Regions from separate parts of the Homo sapiens genome. Here regions 1 and 3 are each linked to region 2. A link is a contact called in ENCODE Hi-C data. All regions are on one chromosome and are shown on one strand. Each heading gives the region's core, a stretch centred on a gene start or an enhancer-like site at or near the end of the contact. The rest is flanking DNA. Distances are from core to core; before and after follow the strand shown. Region 1 holds the start of FLJ40288 (Putative uncharacterized protein FLJ40288). Region 2 overlaps EXOC4 (exocyst complex component 4). Region 3 holds the start of SLC35B4 (solute carrier family 35 member B4).

Evidence for each region. A loop is a pair of places that touch in the nucleus more often than their neighbours do. Pooled maps may share reads with other maps.
Region 1: a loop to region 2 is called in a map with no recorded cell type, with 4 times the contacts of the local background. The contact joins the promoter of FLJ40288 here to the enhancer-like site in region 2. A Hi-C loop is called at or near these places in 1 of 168 maps with a recorded cell type or tissue (HCT116), 2 of 37 single-sample maps with no recorded cell type and 8 of 50 pooled maps.
Region 3: a loop to region 2 is called in a map with no recorded cell type, with 2.2 times the contacts of the local background. The contact joins the promoter of SLC35B4 here to the enhancer-like site in region 2. A Hi-C loop is called at or near these places in 1 of 168 maps with a recorded cell type or tissue (endothelial cell of umbilical vein), 2 of 37 single-sample maps with no recorded cell type and 4 of 50 pooled maps.

What each region holds. Positions count from the first base shown.
Region 1 is chr7:132,647,024-132,650,045 of GRCh38, forward strand. It overlaps FLJ40288 (Putative uncharacterized protein FLJ40288), which reads left to right and starts at 1,771. Exons shown (of 5, transcript NR_046323.1): 1 at 1,771-2,020. It also overlaps a transcript of PLXNA4 not described here.
Region 2 is chr7:133,434,709-133,437,691 of GRCh38, forward strand. The region is part of intron 7 of EXOC4 (exocyst complex component 4); the gene reads left to right. Among named protein-coding and RNA genes, the nearest start is that of MIR6133, 150 kb to the left of the region's middle. Within about 2 kb of position 1,488, at least 4 of the 41 ENCODE cell types and tissues checked have a DNase peak (open chromatin) inside an H3K27ac peak, as active enhancers do.
Region 3 is chr7:134,315,558-134,318,985 of GRCh38, forward strand. SLC35B4 (solute carrier family 35 member B4) reads right to left here and starts at 1,373. Exons shown (of 10, transcript NM_032826.5): 1 at 1,118-1,373. The coding sequence starts at 1,194. RefSeq lists a silencer at 914-1,083 and an enhancer at 1,164-1,893.

The DNA.
Region 1 (3,022 bases), core at 521-3,020, 790 kb before region 2:
CACACATACACGCAGTCACACACATATACATTCACAAACACATGCTGTCATACATTCACAAACACCCACATGCTATCATATACACGCATATACACTCACACATACACTGACTTACACACATGCAGTCACACATATATATACATTCACAAACCCACAGTCATACATTCACAAACACCCACATGCTATCATATACACACATATACACTCACACATACACTGACATACACACAGACATGCAGTCACACATATATATACATTCACAAACCCACACTGTCATACATTCACAAACACCCACATGCTATCATATACACACATATACACTCACACATACACTGACATACACACACACATGCAGTCATGCACATATACACTCTCAAGCACACACTGTCATACAATCACACTATCATACACATATGCACTCACACACTTACATACACAGTCACACATATACTCACATGTATATTCATGAACACACACTTCCATACACTCAAAAACACATGCTATCATATACACACGTACACTCACATACTCACACATATGCAGTCACACACATGCATATACATTCACAAACACATGCTGTTATCCACTCACAAACACCCACATGCTATCATACACACATACACACTCATACACTCACATACACACAGTCACACATATACTCACATACACACTCACAAACACACACAGTCACAATATACTCACATACATTCACACAAGCAATTACACACATACATATACACTCACAAACACTATCATATACACACATATACACACACAGTCACACACATACACATACACTCAAAATATACACTCATAAACACACACTATCATATACACACATACACTCACACACATCCACATTCTTCCATATATACTCACGAACACACACTGTCATACACTCACACTCATACACTTACATACACATTCACACACAGTCACATATATACTCACATAAACACTCATGAACACACAGTCATATACCCACAAACACACATATACTCACACACACACAGTCATATATATACTCACATATACACTCATGCACACACACAAACTCACAAACTCAGTGTCATATACACATATACACACATATGCACTCACACATACACTCACGTACACACACACTTATGCATACATTCAGTCACACATATACTCATGTACACTGTGTCACACACACATATGCATACACTTACACACTCACACATCGTGTATGTCCTTCTAAGCACAGAAACGCTTTCCATTTCCAACAGTATCAATAATTCCTGATTACTGAGACTAGTGACTTACAGAACCTTCCCTTTTTCCAACTCTTACCAATTTTTCAGTGACATAAAATATAGAATTTGGCCATTTCCCATGGGGCTTCAGCCAAGGGACATCACTAAGAGCTGTATCTCAGCTTTCCTCTGCCTTCACACTCTCAACAGTAATGCTGCTCAGTATCCCCAGTGATCCCTAATGAGGGGGCTCCTCCGCCCAATGCTTTTTACCTTTTCGGGGTAATTAAAGCAGAAGCATTCAAGGTTTCAGTCCCCATGTTCCCTCCTCAATCCAGCTCCAGAGGGGAAATACTGGTCTGATTGGGCTGTGTCCCAAAACGCTGGGCCACGCTACTAGTGGGCAAGATCTCCATGCATTAAGGTCTCCATGTGGTCTGCATCTCATGATTAGACTGGGGTTCTGGAATGCATTGAAACTCATCTCACAATTAGACTGGGGTTCTGGAATGCATAACCCCAGTCTAATCATGAGAATCCACCAGACAGACCCAAATTGAGGGGGATTCTACAAAATACACGACCCGCACTCTTCTAAGGTGTCAAGGTCATGAAAAACAAGACTGGAAAACCAACACAGACTGGAGGAGACTAAGAAGACCTGACAACTAAATGCCATGTGGGACCCTGGAGGGGACCCGGGAACAGTAGTAGAAGAGCTGGTGACATCTGAATGAAGTCTGTAATTTGGGTAACAGTACTGTACCAATGTTAATTTCCCTGCTCTGCCAATGCGATGAGGGGTATGTAAAAGGTTAACATTAGGGGAGGCTGGTGAAGAATACATAGGAACTGTCTACTGTCTTGACAACTTTTCTGTATATCTAAAGTTCCTTCCAACTAAAACATTTAACTACAAAAAAAAAAAAAAAAAAAAAAAAAAAAAAAAAAAGCCAGGCCTAGCCTATATTACAATGTTCACTGAGAACATGCTGCTAGCACAGACCTGGTGGTGAGTTGCTCAGGGAACGTATGCACTGTAGTCATGCACTTGCTGGTACTGTTTATTAGGTGCAGACATCCCAGATAAGAGCTGAGTTACAAGCATCCAAATCAATGACATTTTAATAAATAGTTTACATATATATATATGCACACATGCACACACACAGATGGCAATAAGAGATTTAGTCTAAGATCTGTGCAAAAACGAGTTTGCCTAGCAAAACAAATTAACATGTTGGGTTTTAAACTGTTGATATTTGGCATATAAACCATTGGAGTTTTGTTTTTTCTATTACAACCATAAAAATAGTTTTTGGATAAAATTCGAATCACTTCTGCAGAGAGAAAAGACCTGGGTCCCACAGAACAGTTAGAGAATCACTAATGCAGTCCTTTTATTTTATAGATGGGAGTCCAGACAGGCTTAACCAAGGTCACATAGCAAGTTAGGATGAGAACCTAGGTCTCCTGGTTTCTGGTTCTGAGCTCTCTGAACCTGATGAGTGAAGGACAGCTCCAGCAATGGAGCCTGAATCCCCAGACAGCCTGGTACATCACTGCAAAACAGGCAAGGCCAGGTTGGCTGGGGCAGCCGAGAGCACACGGTCCCATAGCTCATGCAGATAGGGCTGGTCAGGAAGAACACAATGGCAACTCTGAAGAGCGAGTGTCAGGCAGCAGCTCTCTAAGGAGGCCACCACAGTCCGCAGGAGGGATTGGATGGGGGATAGGGTGTGAGGCAGCTGGTGAGTGAAAGACCACCTCCAAGAGCATGGAAGAAAACTCCAGGTCTCTGCAAG
Region 2 (2,983 bases), core at 238-2,737:
CCAATTTTTTAAAGCTTGTGTGCCGGACTGAAATGAGGTGCCTTTTATACAGACCTCAGGATTGTGCTGTCATAATAGATAAATCCATATGTCTCTTTGTTTTTGTAATTAAAGCTTTATCCTTCCTCTTTTTTGTCTTCAATGGCTATCTTTGTTCTGATAGAGACCGATTGCTTTATTGTAAGTAAACTCCTAACTATTGTGTGATATTCTCTTTAAAAAGAAGACTGGTGATGCCTAATTTATTTAGCACCATCTAGGAATCTGATTTTCAGTGTGGCTTAATTTTCCAGAAAATAGTCTCTCCCCTTTTAGCATTAAAGATTGTATTTTAACATCTTTAATGGAAATTTTATAAAATACATTTCTCAGATTTGGTCCTTTTGTCACAATATACTGAGCACATTCAGACTTTTTCTGGTGACTGAAGGACTGTCATTTTGAACCTGGTTAATCGATGCTTTGGTTGCACTTTTGCACACTACCCTTTATTGAATGTATTGTGATACGTCAGAGGTCATCTTGTCACATGTGAAGGCACGGACAACGTTCCATCGTGCTGAACCAGTCCCAGACTTCCATTAAAAAAAAAATCATACTTGTTCACTCTTCATACCCTCTGTCTTTTTTTTCCTTGCTTTTTGGGGGTAGGTTATCATGTCTAGCTATTGATCGTGTCTGTTTCAGACAAGCTCCTCTTGCTAAGTTGCTCAACTATTGTGGTATAAGCTGCAAAGGCAGAGAACCAAGGTGGTTAGAATTGTGTGTAGAATAAGCGACCAGAAAGCACTCTGTGGCATCATGCACATGAATTCTCAGCTATGGATTGTATAACATAAGGACATTTTGCCCCTGGAAATGTCCCTTTTTTCTTAATTCTCTCTTCCTTAGTTTCTGCTATTCTTAGTGGTCCAGGCTGCCAGGTAAATTAGGTATTCTTCTGTTAACAATGGCAGTCAAATGATACCTAAAACACCTTTATTGTAGAATTCTCTATCCTAGTCCCATCCATCTGTATTTGTGTTACTTAAGTTTTAGCTATTCCATGAAGATCCATTTCTGGGAAAAATGCTCCGTTATCTAGTGATCTGTTAATTTCTAGAAGTATCTAGGTTGAGGGTAAAGTTTTTGCCGTTTATTTTGCCACCTAGATTGTGCTGAATGGATAAGTGAATGAATATGTTTCTTTTGATACTGAAGCAAGTGGGTTTTTTCTTTTATTTTTTGTGATTAAATATTTGGTTAGTTTCTTTTTTCCTCTTAATTTGTTCTTACTTGTCCTTTATTCCTTAGAGCCACATAAGGAAGGGCAGGGGGAAAGAATTTGAATTATCTCAGTGTTTTTTTTTTTTTGTTTTTTTAAAGGAGATAGAATTTGCTCTTGCTATTCATTTCAAGAAATTGGTGATCTTGCATCAGCCGGCTTGTTTTTGAAAGATGTTTTTCTTGGCATCCATGCAAACTAACGATATGAACTGTATCAAACCCAGAGTGGCGTGGGCCTTCCTTGTACTGCCTTCTGACTTCTTCAGCTGCTATGTCTGTACTTGCCCTCCTATGTGCCCTGAGCTCTGCCCTCTGACTGAGAAGATCTAGAATTTGACTGTCCTCTTTAGGCCAGAGCTATCATTACTCATATAAATGATATTCTTTTTGAGATAGCTTTCTCCTTTCCTCTTCATTTGGCATCAAAACTAATAAATGATGAAACTAACTTCCTTTCCAGTAATTAGAACCTTTCTCTTTTTCTCTTTTTTGTCTCTCTTTTCCTGAGTGAAGGCAGTGTGGTGTTAAAAAAAAAAAAAACCCTAATATTATCCATATCTTATGGGATACTCTACTGGCATAATACTTCTTTACTAAAGCCTAGAACCATAGACTTCAGTTTTGGGGACCTGATCAAAGAAATAAGACAGACCTATGAAATAATCAGCCTCTTTAAGTATCATCACATACCCTTCGTGTGTACGAGCCAGTGGCTTTCAATTTGATTTAATCAGTGTATGGTTATTAATGTGCACTATATGGAATGCACTGTGTTCTATGCAAAAAAACTCCAAAAATGAAATCTTCATACCCTCCCCCTTTATTTTAGCTTGTAGGAAATGCATTTCTTCTGTTTTGCTTGTGTGGATAATTACTTTAGAGTAACTTATGATCTTTTCCCATGAGCTTAGTGTCAATTTCCTGGAGGCATATAATTTTATATAAATTTACCTGTTTGCCCTGTCTATAAATTGAGGATGAACTGATAAAAAAAAAATACATCTGAGTGACTATGGATGGGTTTGTGTGGGAGTGTGTGAGGATGGGAGAAACTTCCATGATTCATTAAGATATATTATGGTCATAGTAAAGGCTCATTTTAAAATTTTTTGATTTCTTTTTAAATTTTGCGTGTTATCCAAACATGTTAGAGGATTTCATTTTAAAGAAAGTACTGAAAATATTTGCCCAAATTAATATTTGTGTTCTACTTTTTTTCTCTTATAGTTTCTCAAATTTACTATATTTGTGTTACTAGAGTTTTTAGATTTTTATTCTGATTATGGCTTATGATTATCCACCAGATGTTTAAGTATTTTACCTTTTGCTATTATTTATGAGAGAAAAAAATGGACTGTAAGCTCCCTGTGGTACAATTTTCTGTTCAGAAGAAATGGAAAAGTTTGGTGGCATTCATTTTCTAGCTCATGGTCTTTTCCCATTTTCGATTATCTGGTGATCACTTACTATTTGCTCTAAACTTCAGACTAATGCTGGACAATGAAGAAGAATGCCTGTGACCTCATGGAGCTCACATCTGGATGGGAAAACAGTGCTATTGGTTTCACCACTAAAATTTTCCGTAATATTTCTTTGTTACCATTTTAAGATCGATAGGATATTTTATTATCTAATCTTTTTTCCACTTCACATCTTTTATTTCCCCGTTTTTCTGTGATGTTTCCATACTGATTGTAAATGACTCCACAAGTGTGTG
Region 3 (3,428 bases), core at 123-2,622, 880 kb after region 2:
ATAAGAAACACAAATGAGTTTGTGTTTAGATTTGGGTACCATCCGTAAAATATCTCATTATGTATATGCAAATACTCCCAAATCCAAAAAAAAAACAAAAAACAAAAAACACCAAATAACACCCGTTCCCAAGCATTTCAAATGAAGGATACTCAACTTGTAATGTATAGATTCAGAAACACGAGCTAGAGAACACTATAGGTATTGTTTTACTGCCAGGAAAAGGAGCCCAAGAGAGGCTAAGTGACTTGAAGGGCTACACAGCCAGTGGACGACGGAGCCAAGAGTGAAATTCACAACCCAGCTTTTTAGTCCTGGAGGCTTTTCCACACCACCTGTTGTCTCTTCTGTTATAGCTTCTATCCACTGAACTTTGCACATTCAAAGTGACCTCAAAGAGCCCTCTCAGGTCACTTGGACCAATCTTCTACTTGCTTTTTTTTTTGTCTTTTTGCAAGCCACCTCAAAGAGCACTCTCGGGTCACGTGGACTGATCTTCTACATAAAAATCTGTTCTACCGCATCATTTATGTATGTTTGGGCAAAGTACTCATAACCATTTCCAAGGCCAATAAAGCAAATGCTTTGCAGGATGCCGTAATAAAAATAAAACTTTCTTTGCAGTATGTACAAAGTCAGACTGCTTTACAAGTCAAAAACCTTTGCTCAAGTCCAGCCTGTGCCATTTAACAGGATCGAAAAAAGAGCTAGAGTTGGATGGGAAGGAAGAGAGAGTGGTTTGGTGAAGGAACCTTGGTTCTGACACTAGCTCTCTGCCGACCTTGGACTGGTCATGTGAAAAACTCTTCAGACTTCAATACCCCCCGAGTGTGGAAAAGGGGTGACGACAGCAACACCCTGAGTCTTCCCCTCGCAGGAATGCTTTGAAACTGTTAGGCGGGACTGCCGCCGGTGCGCAGTTTTGGGAAGCAGCGGACTCAGCGGGGTCCCAGGCTGCCCAGACAGGACGGATTGCTGGGGGGCTCAGGCCGTCCTGCCCCGGGCTCCGTGGGCGGCGGGGTGGGGACAGGGCGTGGGCGCGTCCCGGGGGGACCTCTCCTCTGGCTTCCTCCGCCCCGCCCCGGGAGACCGGGTGCGGCCCGAGCGGGTCACTCACCGGGCCAGGAGCTCTAGGAAGATCACGTTACTGCAGCAGCCTGCGAACACCAGGCCCACCGCCAAGGCCGGGCGCATGGCCGGTGCAGGGTTGGGGAAGCAAGCGCACAGAGTAAGCGCCCGCCTGTACCGCTACCCCAGGAAGCCGGCCTCCTGCCTCTTCGCTGCGCAGCACATCGCACCGTCCTGGAAAGCCGCTCTCACTGGGGGCCGCCGCGGTCTCCCCTTCTCCCGCGGCCAACACCGACGCTGCCAAGAAGCTGTAGTTCGCAGTCAGCTTCGGTCCCATTCATCCGAGGGGGCGTCCGAGCCCCGGCCAGACTACATGTCCCAGGATGCCGTGCACCTTTACCTCAGGATGCGACGTTCCCGCTTCCGCCAGGCAGCTCCGCCAGAGAGGACAGGGGGACGAGGTGCCCGGCATGACTCGCGCGATAGGCGGCCGCGGGTCTTGCTGGGAAATGAAGTCCCAAAGCGTCAGTGTTTCTTGCGAGACCGCCCAGAGCGCTGAAAGTAACTCGGCCGCCAGGGTCACAACAAACTTGCTGGCAGCGGCGGCACTAGAACTACAGAGCTGTGACTGCTCGTTGGAGGTGTTCTAGCATCTGAAACAACTCTGCTTCCTGAACTGATATATATATATGTATCTTTGGTGACTCTATTATGCTGCCAGGATTAAGAACCACTGAGAATTCAAGTAAAGCAATGGCTCTCAACCACGTCTGTACATTGGAATCACTTGGAGAGCTTTAAAGATGACTGATAGCCAAGTCCCACCCCCAGCGATTCTGATTTAATTAGGCTGAGGTGCAGCCTTAAAGGTGATCTATTGATATTATCCCTAATCCTAGCTCTTTAAGGTACTCCCTTCCTTTACCTCCGTGGTTCTCAAACTTAGCTGCGCAGTCAAATCACCTGGGGGCTTTGAAAACTGCCAACGTCCAGGCTCTTCTACTGGCAAAAATGCCAATATCAGCAATCAGATCTTTAATGGTGAAAAGAAGGCATACTTCCCTCTTCTTACAGTGGAATTCTCATAGCACTTACAATCTGAGCCATTCGACTTGACTCTTACTTACTCAATGAACAAATGTTTGTTAAGCACATATTACGTACATAAGCTAGTGCGGCACTATTCTTTATTTGTAAAATAGGTATGCACACTTTATCCACCCAGCAAGACTAGTTTTTAAGGGAAACGTGTTTACACTTCCTTTCTGCTTCCCAGTGTCTACTATAAAAGGTTAGCATCACTGCTCAGTATTTTACCACATCAAATATTTCCGTTGTAATTGAATCCAACAGCAATAGCAAAGTACACGGTACAAAGCTAGGTAGGATTTTGGAATGCTATATTGTTTTTGCTATTTCCTGTGAGACACGAACATTCTGAAGTCTTTCTCGAGATCTACAAAATAGTTTGGAATGCTTTTTTCCCAGTCCGTGACTGGGAGATCACATTGGAATCATCTGAAGTACTCGTTATCGAGTGCAGATTATTGGGTCTCGCTTTAGACCTACCAAGTCAAAATCCTTGTGTATGGGTTCTAGAAACTTGTATTTTTAACAAGCACTCCACGTTCTAATTCTAATGCATTCTAGAATTTGAGAACTGCTGCCTTAAAAAGGTGAGTAGGAAGAAGAACTAACATAAATAGAAAGCCTACTACCTGTGAAATTCAGTATTTAATGAGCACCCGTCTTGAGTTTGCACAGTGCTGGCACATTAAACAATGAATTATATATACATATATACACGTATATATACCAGTTATATTCATATACACATATATACACACACACATATATATATATATATAACTGGTATATATACAGGTATATAATAGTACCAGTTCTACCTCAGACCAAGTAAAGTGGACTATCTGGGAGTGAGGCTGAAGCAATGATAATATCTCCACCTCCACTATCAATAATCCTGCCAACAGGAAGCTGGTCTGGATTTTCATCTGGATTTCATTAGAGGTGATTTCTCTTCACACAGACCTTCATTTTCCATATATGCCACTAATTTGGAAGCCCTTAAAGGATGTTCTAAACATTTCTCATTACATCTCAGATAAAAACCCAAGCATGTCTAAGTGATTGCACAAGAAAAAAATGGCCTGAGTACTGTAATATTTGCAAGAGTTCTGTATCTTTCTTCCTTCCTCCACATTTCTGTCTTCACCTACTGCAGTGAGTATTAATTTAATGTGCATGTTAATCACTTGGGGATCTTGTTAAAATGCAGATTCTGATTCACTAGGCCTGCAGCATGGCCTGAGATTCTGCATTTCTAAGTAGCTCCCAGG